Regions from separate parts of the Homo sapiens genome. Here region 2 is linked to region 1. Evidence: chromatin contacts called from ENCODE Hi-C data. All regions are on one chromosome and are shown on one strand. The core of a region is the stretch at or near the end of the contact, and the rest is flanking DNA. Distances in the headings are between cores, read along the strand shown.

What was found. Hi-C counts contacts between places; a loop is a spot of excess contacts on that map. Pooled maps may share reads with other maps.
Region 2: a map of MCF 10A shows a loop between it and region 1 (6-fold over the local background). The contact joins two enhancer-like sites. A Hi-C loop is called at or near these places in 2 of 168 maps with a recorded cell type or tissue (MCF 10A and endothelial cell of umbilical vein) and 2 of 50 pooled maps.

The regions. Positions count from the first base shown.
Region 1 is chr7:94,180,004-94,185,925 of GRCh38, reverse strand. No RefSeq gene overlaps it. Among named protein-coding and RNA genes, the nearest start is that of BET1, 180 kb to the right of the region's middle. Within about 2 kb of position 2,390, at least 10 of the 41 ENCODE cell types and tissues checked have a DNase peak (open chromatin) inside an H3K27ac peak, as active enhancers do; they include endothelial cell of umbilical vein, where a contact is called at or near this core.
Region 2 is chr7:94,694,628-94,700,549 of GRCh38, reverse strand. It overlaps the pseudogene RPS3AP25. Among named protein-coding and RNA genes, the nearest start is that of PEG10, 41 kb to the right of the region's middle. Within about 2 kb of position 3,074, at least 7 of the 41 ENCODE cell types and tissues checked have a DNase peak (open chromatin) inside an H3K27ac peak, as active enhancers do; they include endothelial cell of umbilical vein, where a contact is called at or near this core.

The DNA of each region.
Region 1 (5,922 bases), core at 1,141-3,640:
AACTTCAGCAAAGTTTTGGGATGCAAAATCAATGTAAAAAAATCACTAGCATTCCTACACACTAACAGTTAAGCAGAGAGCCAAATCAGGAATGCAATCCCATTCCCAACTGCCAATACCTAGGAATACAGTTAACCAGGAAGGTGAAAGATCTCTAAAATAAGAATTACAAAACACTGATCAAATAAATCAGAGATGACACAAACAAATAGAAAAACATTTCATGCTTATGGATCAGAAGAATCAATATCATTAAAATGGCCATACTATCCAAAGCAACTTACAGGTTCAGTGGTACTCTTATCAAACTACCAATGACATTCTTCACAGAACTAGAAAAAATATTTTTAAATTCATATAGAACCAAAAAAAGAGCCAGAATAGCCAAGGCAAATGTCCAGAATGGCAACTAATAAAAAAGAACAAATCAGAGGCATCACGCTACCTGACTTCAATCTGTACTACAGGGCTACGGTAACTAAAGCTGCATGGTACAGGTACAAACACAGACACACAGACCAATGGAACAGAATAGAAAGCATAGAAATAAGTCGGCAATGGACATAGATTTCATGACAAAGACGCCAAAACAATTGCAACAAAAGCAAAAATTGATAAATGGGATCTAGTTAAACTAAAGAGCTTCTGCACAGCAAAAGAAACTATCAACTGAGTAAACAGTCAATCTACAGAGTGGAAGAAAATATCTGCAAACTACGCATCTGACAAGTCTAATGTCCAGCATCAATAGGGAAATTAAATTTACAAGAAAAAAATCAACCCCATTAGAAAGCGGGCAAAGAACAAGAACAGACACTTTTCAAAAGAAGACACAGAAGGCTAACAAGCATATGAAAAAAGCTCAATATCACTGATCATTAGAGAAATGCAAATCAAAACAACGATGAGATAGAATCTCACACCAGTCAGAATGGCTATTATCAAAAATAAAAAATAACAGATGCTGGAGAGGTTGTCGAGAAAAGGGAATGCTTATACACTGTTGGTGGGAGTGTAAATTAGTTCAACCATTATGGAAAGCAGTTGGCAATTCCTTGAAAAGCTGAAAACAGAACTACCAATTGATCCAGCTATCCCATTACTGGGAATATATCCAAAGGAATAGAAATCATTCTGTCATAAAGATCCACATGCATAAGTATGTTCATTGCAGCACTATTCACAATAGCAAAGACATGGAATCAACCTAAATGCCCATCACTGGTAGACTGGATAAAGAAAATGTTGTACATATACACCATGGAATACTCTGAAGCCATAAAAATGAAGGAGATCATGTCCTCTGCAGGGACATAAATGGAGCTGGAAGCCATTATCCTTAGCAAACTAATGTGGGAACAAAAACCAAATATCACATGTTCTCACTTATAAGTGGCAGCTAAATGATGAGAACCCATGGACACAAAGAATGGAACAAGAGACACTGGGACATACCAGAGGGTGCAGGATCAGAGGAGTGAGATGAACAGAAAAAAGATTACTATTGGGTAGTAGGCTTAGTACCTGGGTAATGAAATAATCTGTACAACAAACTCCCATGGCACAATTTTCCCCATATAACAAACCTGCACATGGACTCTGAACCTAAAATAAAAGCGTTTAAAAATTTTAAAAAAGGAAATAATATAGTCAGAAAAGACCATGTATTATACTAGTCTATTTATGTGAAACGTCCAGAGGGGCAACTTTTTAGAGACAGAAAGTAGATGAGTGATTGTTTACAGTGGAGGCAGGGGAGGTTGTTGATTGTTGTGAGGCAATTGTGGAGTGATAGCTAAAGGGTACAAGGTTTTCTTTTCGGGTAATTAGAATTTGCTGAAACTGATTGTGGTAACAGTTGCACAATTCTGTGAATATACTAAAACAATTGAATTGTACACATTAAATGGCTACATTTTATGGTATATGAACTTTATCACAATAAAACTGTTACGAAAAAAGTTTCCAATGTAACAAAATGATAATCAGCCTTCAGCTGAAATTCTATCAACTTCAAACAATATTTTATTCAACAAACTTAGATTTAGACAGTTTTAAAAAATACCTTGTACAAAGATTGTGTGTGCAAATAGTAGTTTGGTGAGAACAAATGCTATTCTCAAATTGCCTATTTAGGTGCCAGGGAATTTGACCAAAAAAATCACAACTCCAGAATTACACTGATAAACAGCAGACTTTCACATGAATGCCTTCTGCCCCTTCTAAGTTTTTTTTTTTGTTTCATTGTGAAAGGCCTAACTGTCTGGAATTTCACTTATGGTGTGACGCAAATAGGATTTCTTAAAGACAGGAAGGTTCAATAGCAGAAAGATGATTAGTCAGTGGAGAGGAATTTCTAACATCCTGGTTGACTTTTAGCAGAGTCTACTCACTTTCTTTTCTCTTTCAGTGTTACTATGGGGATCATGGAACTATAACCACATGTGATTTAGACAGGAAGTGTCTTAAACTTTATTAGAAACAAAAGAGCAGAGGGCAGCAGCACCAAGTGGTGAGCAGGACTGGACCCCAGAGCCGGAGGTCCATTCTTGGCCCTGTCAAGGGTCACTGGGTGAGGCTGGTGACTTGTTTATGTCTCTCAGGCTGACTTTCCTGTTTGTTATACATTTTCAGAGCAGATCCTGGGAAAATATGTATCAGCTTATTGACTTTAAGTGTTTTTAGAAAACTCTCTACAATAGAGTTCTCACTTTAATTAAAAAAATTAAAAACAACACTATAGTATGACACTCCATTATCAAGTAAGTTTAAATAGGGGAGATAGAAAAACATTGTTACTGGCTACATCTGAACGGTCTAGAGGTAAATAGTTATTCTAAAAATAAATGTATTTTAGGTGTAATCTTTTATGTTGTTTAAGGAGATTATACTAGGGACTGATGAGAAAATTTCTGAATAGTTACCTGTAGATCCCACTTCATGTGAAATTGAATACTTTGGTCCATATGACAAACTAATGGCTGAGGGAAATGCCATTACGAAAAACCGTGTATGTGCACATTCACATGTGTGTATGCATGTTTGTAATGTGCTCATAACTTAGACATAGTATTTGTAAGAATTCAGCTATTGCAACAGGACAAGAGACACAATTAGCAACATTATCCAGTAGTCTAAGTGTCTTTTGTATAAGCTATTCAGAATTTTAAATGTTAAGGTAATTTAAAAAATAAGATGTCTAGTTTGCTAGTAAACTTAGCATTCATGTTGGCCATTTGTGAAACATTATTTTAAGTGATTATTTAAATCCTTTAAATTGTAATGTATGATTGTCTAGACTTCACCCTTGTAAGACCGGGTATGACGCTGTTAGACAGTGGCATTCTGAGATATTCCTTCTGAGTACAGAGTGAATACTTTCTGACAAAATGGATTTAAAATATTCCTTACACTGGTACAACTCAAAGAAGAGCTCAGATTCAACAAGAAGCAGGAAACCTTGGTTCCTCATTCCCACTCCATCTGTCTTCCTCACATCCAGTCATTTTTCCTCATACAGGAAAAATGTGTGTGACACAGATTCCATGTGTGTATTTTGTGAATATATACAGAGCATTAATGATGGAGAGTAAGAGAGCTGCAGCATCATACTGACTGTTCTTGGGTTAGGGGAAAAGAAGCTGAACTCATGTTACAGGTTGGTCATAGGATCCGAGTCCAGCTCAGCTCAACTGTGACTCACAGAGAGGAGTCTGTTCCATCAGCTCCATGCTGAAAGAGGCAGTCACAGTCAGTGGTAAGCTGGTTCAGCAGAGCCAATGTCCCTTATGGTTCATTGTCTATAAAGTCCCTGTTAGAGGATTCCTATTCTAGCAAGTGGAGTTAGCAATATCACAGCAAATTCTTACCCTGCCTTCAAAAATTCTAAGTCTGTGAGCACAGATGTTGTGTAGAACTTTTATCGAATTAGGAATTGTAGCATTTATTATTATATATATTTTTGAGACAGAGTCTCACTCTGTCACCCAGGCTGGAGTGCAACTGCACGATCTCAGGTTACTGCAACCTCCGCCTCCTGGATTCAAGTGATGCTCTTTCCTCAGCCTCCCCAGTAGCTGGGGTTACAGGCATAAGCCACTATGCCTGGCTCATTTTTCTATTTTTAGTAGAGACGGGGTTTCACCACATTGGCCAGGCTGGTTTGGAACTCCTGACCTCAAGTGATCTGCCTGCCTCAGCCTCCCAAAGTGCTGGGATTACAGGCATGAGCTACCATGCCTGGCCTGTAGAATATATCATAAAATGTTAAATGAGGAGGGGTGGAAGGTGTATTCTGAAAAGTCTGACATTTCCTAGGAAAATATGTATTTTTCATGTTAAATCCCATATTACTCCATACTATCTGGACTAATTATATCAGGAATGCTCTATTTGTTTAGGTAAATTCAAGACAGAATGGTTGATTAATTCCAAGGGCTAAGTAGCATAAATAAACCAATTTAGGAGCCAACTGGAAATGATGTTGGGGCAAGAACTATACCTGCATTTAAGGTGAACTAATGTAAATTGATGTGCTTTGGAACTTGTAGCACATTTGCTTAAGGTAACATATTATTATAATAATTGAAGAATATTATGGTTTTTAACATTACTAACTCTGCATGATTTAATTTTAGATGCATGCCAGTAAGAATTATGATTAAACACCTGTTTTCATGACATGCAGCCTTTCCTAAAAATTATGCACATTTGTTTTGCCAGGGAACTTTCTTTAAGTGTATAGAAAAACTTTTTTTCTTTTTGGTATCCTCTCAAATGTCAATAAAGATGCCCAAATAAATAAGTCCTGAGTCAATGTAATCAATTAACAATTTTTATAGTTTATTGCCTATGAACCAGGGATTTAAATCCTGCTCTCTCTTTTCCATCACTAAAATTCTGGGAAACAAATACTACAGAAACATCTTTTATTGATTGATTGATTGATTGTCCTTGGACAGGTCTGAAACCAATAACAAACCTACACAAATGGGGCAGTCCAGAAAGGGATAAGGCAGTATGCTAATCACTTTGCATCCACTATCTCACTGGATCTCTACAAGACCCTGAAAGATAAATAGCAACGACTATTAACTGGTGAGAAAGATTAGCTCTCTAAATGATCTGCCCTGGTTTCAAGTAGCTACTCGCAACTCTACCTGCCTCCAACTGAATGACATCCTTTCTTTTCTCTGGGTTTCTGCCTCTATAAGAATACTCTTGGCTAAAATATCACCTTACAGTCTTACATGAGAGGAGGAGGGATGGGAAGGGGAGAGTAGAGATGCTCTGGCTTCAAGCTTCTGCTCCAAGAATTCTCCCTTTTGGAGACAGCCTCATATTGCCTTTGCTCCTTCTCGAATGATGGGCCTTATTCTTCATGTGTGAGTCCTAAACGAGAGTGTGGTAAGCAGAATAATAGCCTCCAAAGATGTTTGTGACTTAATTCCCAGAAGCTCTACCTATGTTAGCTTGTATGGCAAAGGAGATTTAAGGTTGCAGATGGAATTAAAGTTGCTAATCAGCTGGCCTTTAAAGAGATTATTCTGGATTATCCTGGTGGTCCAATGTTATCACAAGAGTTCTTAGAAGTGGAGGAAAGAGGCAGAGACTCCAGAAAGGAACCTGGCCCTGCCACCATGTTGATTTTAGTCCAATGAGATTCTTGTTGGACTTCTAACCTAGAGAACTGTCAGATAATTTGTATTCTTTTAAGATTCGACATTTGTGTAATTTATTACAGTAGCAAATATTAAACTAATGCATAAAGCCAACCCAGTGTTCTTCTGAGTATGGGAAAGATAGAACAGCTTTCAGTCTCTCCCTACCCCTGCCCACTTGTGTATTTTCATACAGATGGGTCACTTAGTTGGACCAAAGAGAAGTGAGGGCCCGTGGCAGTGTTTTATGGTTTTCTAGAAC
Region 2 (5,922 bases), core at 1,825-4,324, 510 kb before region 1:
TGAGAAACTGCCATACTCTTTTCCATAGTGGCTGCATGATTTTGCATTCCCATCAACTGTGTGCAAGGATTCCAATTTCTCCACATCCCTTCTAACGCTCGTTTTTGTTTTTGTTTTGGTGGTAGCCATCCTAATGTATGTGAAATAATATTTCATTGTGGTTTTGAATATTTATATTAATTAATACTACATTTTTTACTAGACCATCTAATTTATAAAAATAGCTTACAATCTAACTAAATTATATCCCTGCAAATATTATAATACTTGGCAAACAATGATGCAAAAGAATGAAAAGCATAGTGATTCTCCAAGACTCATGGGAAATTAGTAATAAATTGGGAGTTAAACTTGTAGCTATGAAGGCCCGTGCCATTTATGTAATCCCTGGAAACACAGATATACTTCTGACTTCCATGTTCTGTTATTATTTCTCTATGCTAAAATATGTTTTTTATACTACCCAATATGGATGCTACCCAATTTTGATGAAGAAGATAGTCATGTGGTATATTTCTGCATGTTAACATAAAAAGGACTCTGAGAGGTACTTTAATGAAAATAAAAATGAAGAGAAAATTATTTCTGATTAATAGTAACCATCTTATGACACAACGTCTTGAGAGTTTCAAGAAAACATTGAAGCACGTTAAGTCTGAGGCAAGAAAAGGAAATCTACTGAAATAATGTAAGAAATTTCAAAGTAATTTCATGAATTTCACAAAAGATGTACCTTTCTATTTAAAAGAGTTACCTTAATGCTCTGTGTACAATACTAGATTACAATTATATAATAAAATCCAAAAGTACCAAAATTCAGTCAACAACCATTCATTCAAATGTGTTAAAGTATAATTTTCACAAAAGTAAAATTATTTCTCTCATACAAATATAATATAAACAAGTGTAAAAAATGTTATTGAACTCACATGTGTGAGGGAACCAGTGAGGTATTAAAACCAGTTCAAGAAGCAATTGAGAAACTATTATGCATGCATGTATGCACTTGTGTGCACACACACACACAGACATATTCAGTTAAGATAGTTGGGTAAGATACAAAACTGGTAATGTCTTATAGGGCAATAATATTTAGAATTATCTGTTACTCTGTACAGAAATTATTTCCATTTCTACTGAACAGAAGTCTATAAACTGATACCTAGAAATGCAGATGAATAATGTACAGTAATCTAAGTAGGTATCTTCTTCTGTATCAGTGATTCTGAAATTATAATTCCTGGATTAGAAATTCCTGAATCTGTCTCACCTGGAAATTTGTTAGAAATTAATATTCTCAGGCCCTTTTGCCAGATTTACAGAATCAGGAGCTCTGAGTGGGACCCAACAACCTATGATTTAGTAAGTTATTTAGATGATTTTGAATGCACACTGAAGTTTCAGACCCACTTCCCTAGATAATAATTAGGTTGCTGTCACCCTAGTATGACATTGAAGGGATATGGTACCCAACTTTTTGCCACACTTTCAAATTTTGCCTATTTTTTTCATAGCAAGTAAAAATGTTAATATTTTGTACTCTTGATTTTGCCCAGGTTTTGCAAATGCCTCATAATGTCACTTCTACATTTAGGGTCATCTGTCCCTGACATCACAGGAACCTTTATTGGATGAGTCCCAGATATTTTAAAAGGAAAATGCTAATGTTATATTTTCATAAAATAATTTTATGCATATTATTTTCATACAATTTATGGGGAAATTCGAGACATGTGGGTTGTAAGCCAAATTATAATGGAGTCCACTAAACTCTATATTTGCCATGTTAGGCTTCGGAAGACTTAGAAGAGATTTCATAAGGCGTGAACACATATTTCTTCTGCATAATAAATGTTACTGTTGAGTAAATAGTTAACATTGATTCTTTTGTTGCACATCCTAACAAAATTATGGTTAAGGTGTGCTAACACGACTAATTTCTAATCTCAGCTTTTACAACTTTGTTCTGCCTTTATACAGTACTGCCAAACTACAGTCTGAGGAGAAGGAGAACTTCTAGCAGTAAAATGTCCTATTTCACACTGGTTCTCATGAGTCATCTCAATAATATGTTGTTTTCAAGGTCAACAGCTGGCAGGAAACAGCACAGAAGAAATAATACATGCAGTTTTAAACTTGCATTCTATACAATGGTATACACACAGAAATCTTTATGCAATCAGTATACATAAGGCTGTTTATGCTTTTTAAATTTTTGCTTCTTAAATTTGCTGCTCTTTGTGACTACTTCTCTTGGTAGCCGTGGGCATGGTATAATATTTGTCTAGCAAACCGAAAAAAAAAAGCAAATACATTTATTTTTAAAAGTCCTCCTTCAAGTTACGTACATGTTTATTGTAGAAAATTTAGAAAACACAATCTAAAAGCAAAAATATCAACATCGCTCTAAATTCTACCTTCTGGAATAACCACATTAATATTTTTATCTTCATATGAAAATATATGTTTATGTTAATGTATGTTTTAATGTTAATGAACATATATCTCATTCAGAAAAGGGCTAAGAAAACAATTTCTAAGCAGAAGTACTGAAATGAATTGTACAAACATCACATAATAATTTGCATTTTTAAAGTATCATGGTAAAAATGCCTATGCCTAAGGATTCATTTGCACAAACACAGATTCCAAATATACCAATGAAAAAGCTGAGTTTTTGATCACAGCAATGCATCATTGTTTATTTTATTTAGTCTCAGCTAGCCTGAAAATTACCATTTTACCCAGTGGATTATTCACCCATTGTGTGGTAGAAAAAGACAAATGTTGTCACCAAACAAGATGATACAGTATTTCCTTTTATTCATAAAATCACCTTGAAAAACAGAAGTGATTCATGAATAAAAAAATCTATAGCAGCACTGGAGACAAAGCAGTGTCATTATTATACTTAAAATTGGAGAAATTTCTTAAAAACATACAGTAGTTAGCAGGATTAGTGCTAGAAACCATAGTGAAATGCAAAGCATTGAGTCAGCAGGGTTAGTAATGGGAGCTGGTCATGGGTCAAATAGTGAGTCAATTCACTGAAGAATTGTGCAACAGTTGGGCCAGTCCCAACTTGACTATTCTTTAGCCTGCAGGCTAAATCATGTTAGAAGAATTAAATAAAGTAGAATTTTTGACTCAGAAAATGAAGCCTTAGCATGAACTCCTGAACTGGAGTAAGGCAAAAAGGTAAAATTTGACCGTTAGAATGGACATCAAGAAAATGACAAGGACATTGCAGCTCCATGCTAAGAGTTGGGCCACACTCACACTTTTCTTATTTCACCATTTGAGGAAAGTCTGTAGATTATCTCTTTGCTTTTTATCTATGGGCCTTTCAAAAACAGCTGCCCTTTTTTTTCCTGGCAAGAAGCATTCCTGTAAGTTTTTCCCTGTCACACTTATGGAGCTCTAAAGTTACAACTCTCTTTCAAGGGGTAGTTCTCTATAGTAAAGAAGGCTTGAAAATGGCCAGGGAGCCCCATGACACCCACAATGGTGAGGCAAGTCTTTCATTTATAAATGTGAATACAAAATTTGCCAGACATTTTGAGGAAAACCAAGAGCAAATTTTAGTGAGGGACACTAAAATGAATACAAAAATACAGAGAAAAAAGAAACATATTCCTTAAATAATTTGTAATTAATACTTCCAAATAGATTTGAAAGGTTATTGCATACAAAAAATGGAACTATCAGAAAAAGAGAGCATTCTTAGAAATCAAAAACATGACACAAGGATATTTTTGAAAAAGAACTCAATGGTTGGACTGAAGATAAATGACGTATTTGTAGAATGACTTAATGACTGGAAGACAAAGTAGAAAGAAATTAACTGTTTTAGGAACTAAGCAAGGAGGTGAAAAATAGGAGAAAAAGTAGTTAAGAAAAATATGTAGTAGATTTTGTGTTCTTTGTGGCTGCTCAGCAATTTTGAACATCCTTACTATGTTTGAAAAATTTCTCATGAGTCTCACCAAGATAAAGGCCAGAAAGTTGTCTTCCCCATCTCTCTTGCTATTTAAAGGTAAATTTGATTAGTTAAAAATTAATATTGAAAACTCTAGGGCAGTCCTTACTCAATTATTTTTACAAAGAAGTATAATTAATATGCTAAAGGATGAGATAATGGAGAATTATAAAATGCTCAATTAAAACCAGGCAAGACAGAAAAAGAGGGAAGAGAAAGGAACAAAAAATAAGTGGAATAAATAGAAAACAATTATAAACAAGGTAGATGTTAGCCAAACTATATCAGTAACCATTTAAAATGTGAATGGTCTAAATGCACCAATTAAAAGACAGATATGTCAGAGCGGATAAAATATCAAAACCCAACTAAACACTGCTTACCAGAAAGCCACCTTAAATATGAAGACACAGAGTAAAACTAAAATAATAAGAAAGATGGACTATGCTAACACTAATAAAAAGAAAAGAAAGCGGCACTTTAGGAGGGCCAAGGTGGGAGGATTCCTTGAGCCCAGAAGTGCAAGACCAGCTTGGGGAACATAGGGAGACCATGTCTCTGTAAAATATTTGAAAATCAGCCAGGCATATTGGTGTGTGCCTGTGGTCCCAGCTACTTAGGAGGCTGAAGTGGGAGGATCACTTAAGCTCAGAAAGTTGAGGCTACCGTGAGCCATGATTGTGCCACTGTACTGCAGACAATAAGACTCTGTCTAAAAAAAAATTAAAAAGCCTTTTGGCTCTGACCAGCACCATGGCAGTTGGCAAGAACAAGTGCTTTATGAAAGGCAGCAAAAAGGGAGCCAAGAAGAAAGTGATTGATCAATTTTCTAAGAAAGATTGGTATGATGTGAAAGCACTTGCTATGTTCAATATAAGAAATATTGGAAAGACGCCATCACCAGGACCCAAGGAACCAAAATTGCATCTGATGGTCTCAAGGGTCATGTGTTTGAAGTGAGTCTTGCTGATTTGCAGAATGATGAAGTTGCATTTAGAAAATTCAAGCTGATTACTGAAGATGTTCGGGGCAAAAACTGCCTGACTAACTTTCATGGCATGGATCTTACCCATGACAAAATGTGTTCCATGGTCAAAAAATGGCAGACAAGATTGAAGCTCACATTGATGTCAAGACTACCGATGGTTACTTGCTTCATCTGTTCTGTGTTGGTTTTACTAAAAAACACAACAATCAGATACAGAAGACCTCTTATGCTCAGCACCAACAGGTCCGCCAAATCCAAAAGAAGATGATGGAAATCATGACCTGAGAGGTGCAGACAAATGACTTGAAAGAAGTCGTCAACAAATTGATTCCAGACAGCATTGGAAAAGACATAGAAAAGGCTTGCCAATCTATTTATCCTCTCCATGATGTCTTCGTTAGAAAAGTAAAAATGCTGAAGAAGCCCAAGTTTGAATTGGGAAAGCTCATGGAGCTTCATGGTGACAGCAGTAGTTCTGGAAAAGCCATTGGGGATGAGACAGGTGCTAAAGTTGAACGAGCTGAGGGATATGAACCACCAGTCCAAGAATCTGTTTAAAGTTCAGACTTCAAATGGTGGCAAATAAAAAGTGCTATTTGTGAAAAAAAAAAAAAAAAAAAGAAGAAAGAAAGAAAAAAGGAAAAAGCTAGAGTAGTTATTTTGATTTCAGGAAAAAAGTAACCTTCAGAAAAAAATTATTAGGAATAAAGGCATGCATTATGCAATGGTAAAGGCATCAATTCTCTAAAAATACATAACAATCAGTGTGTGTGCAGCTAACTAAGAACAGACCATCAAAGTACATTAGGCAAAAACTGATAGAACTGTAAAAAGAAATAGATAGATCCACTATTAGATGTGGAGAATTCATCTGTTAGCAGAAGGTTAATAATGCATAGATCAAGCAGGTTGAAAATTAGTAAGACTATAATTGACCAGAATAGCACTATCAATC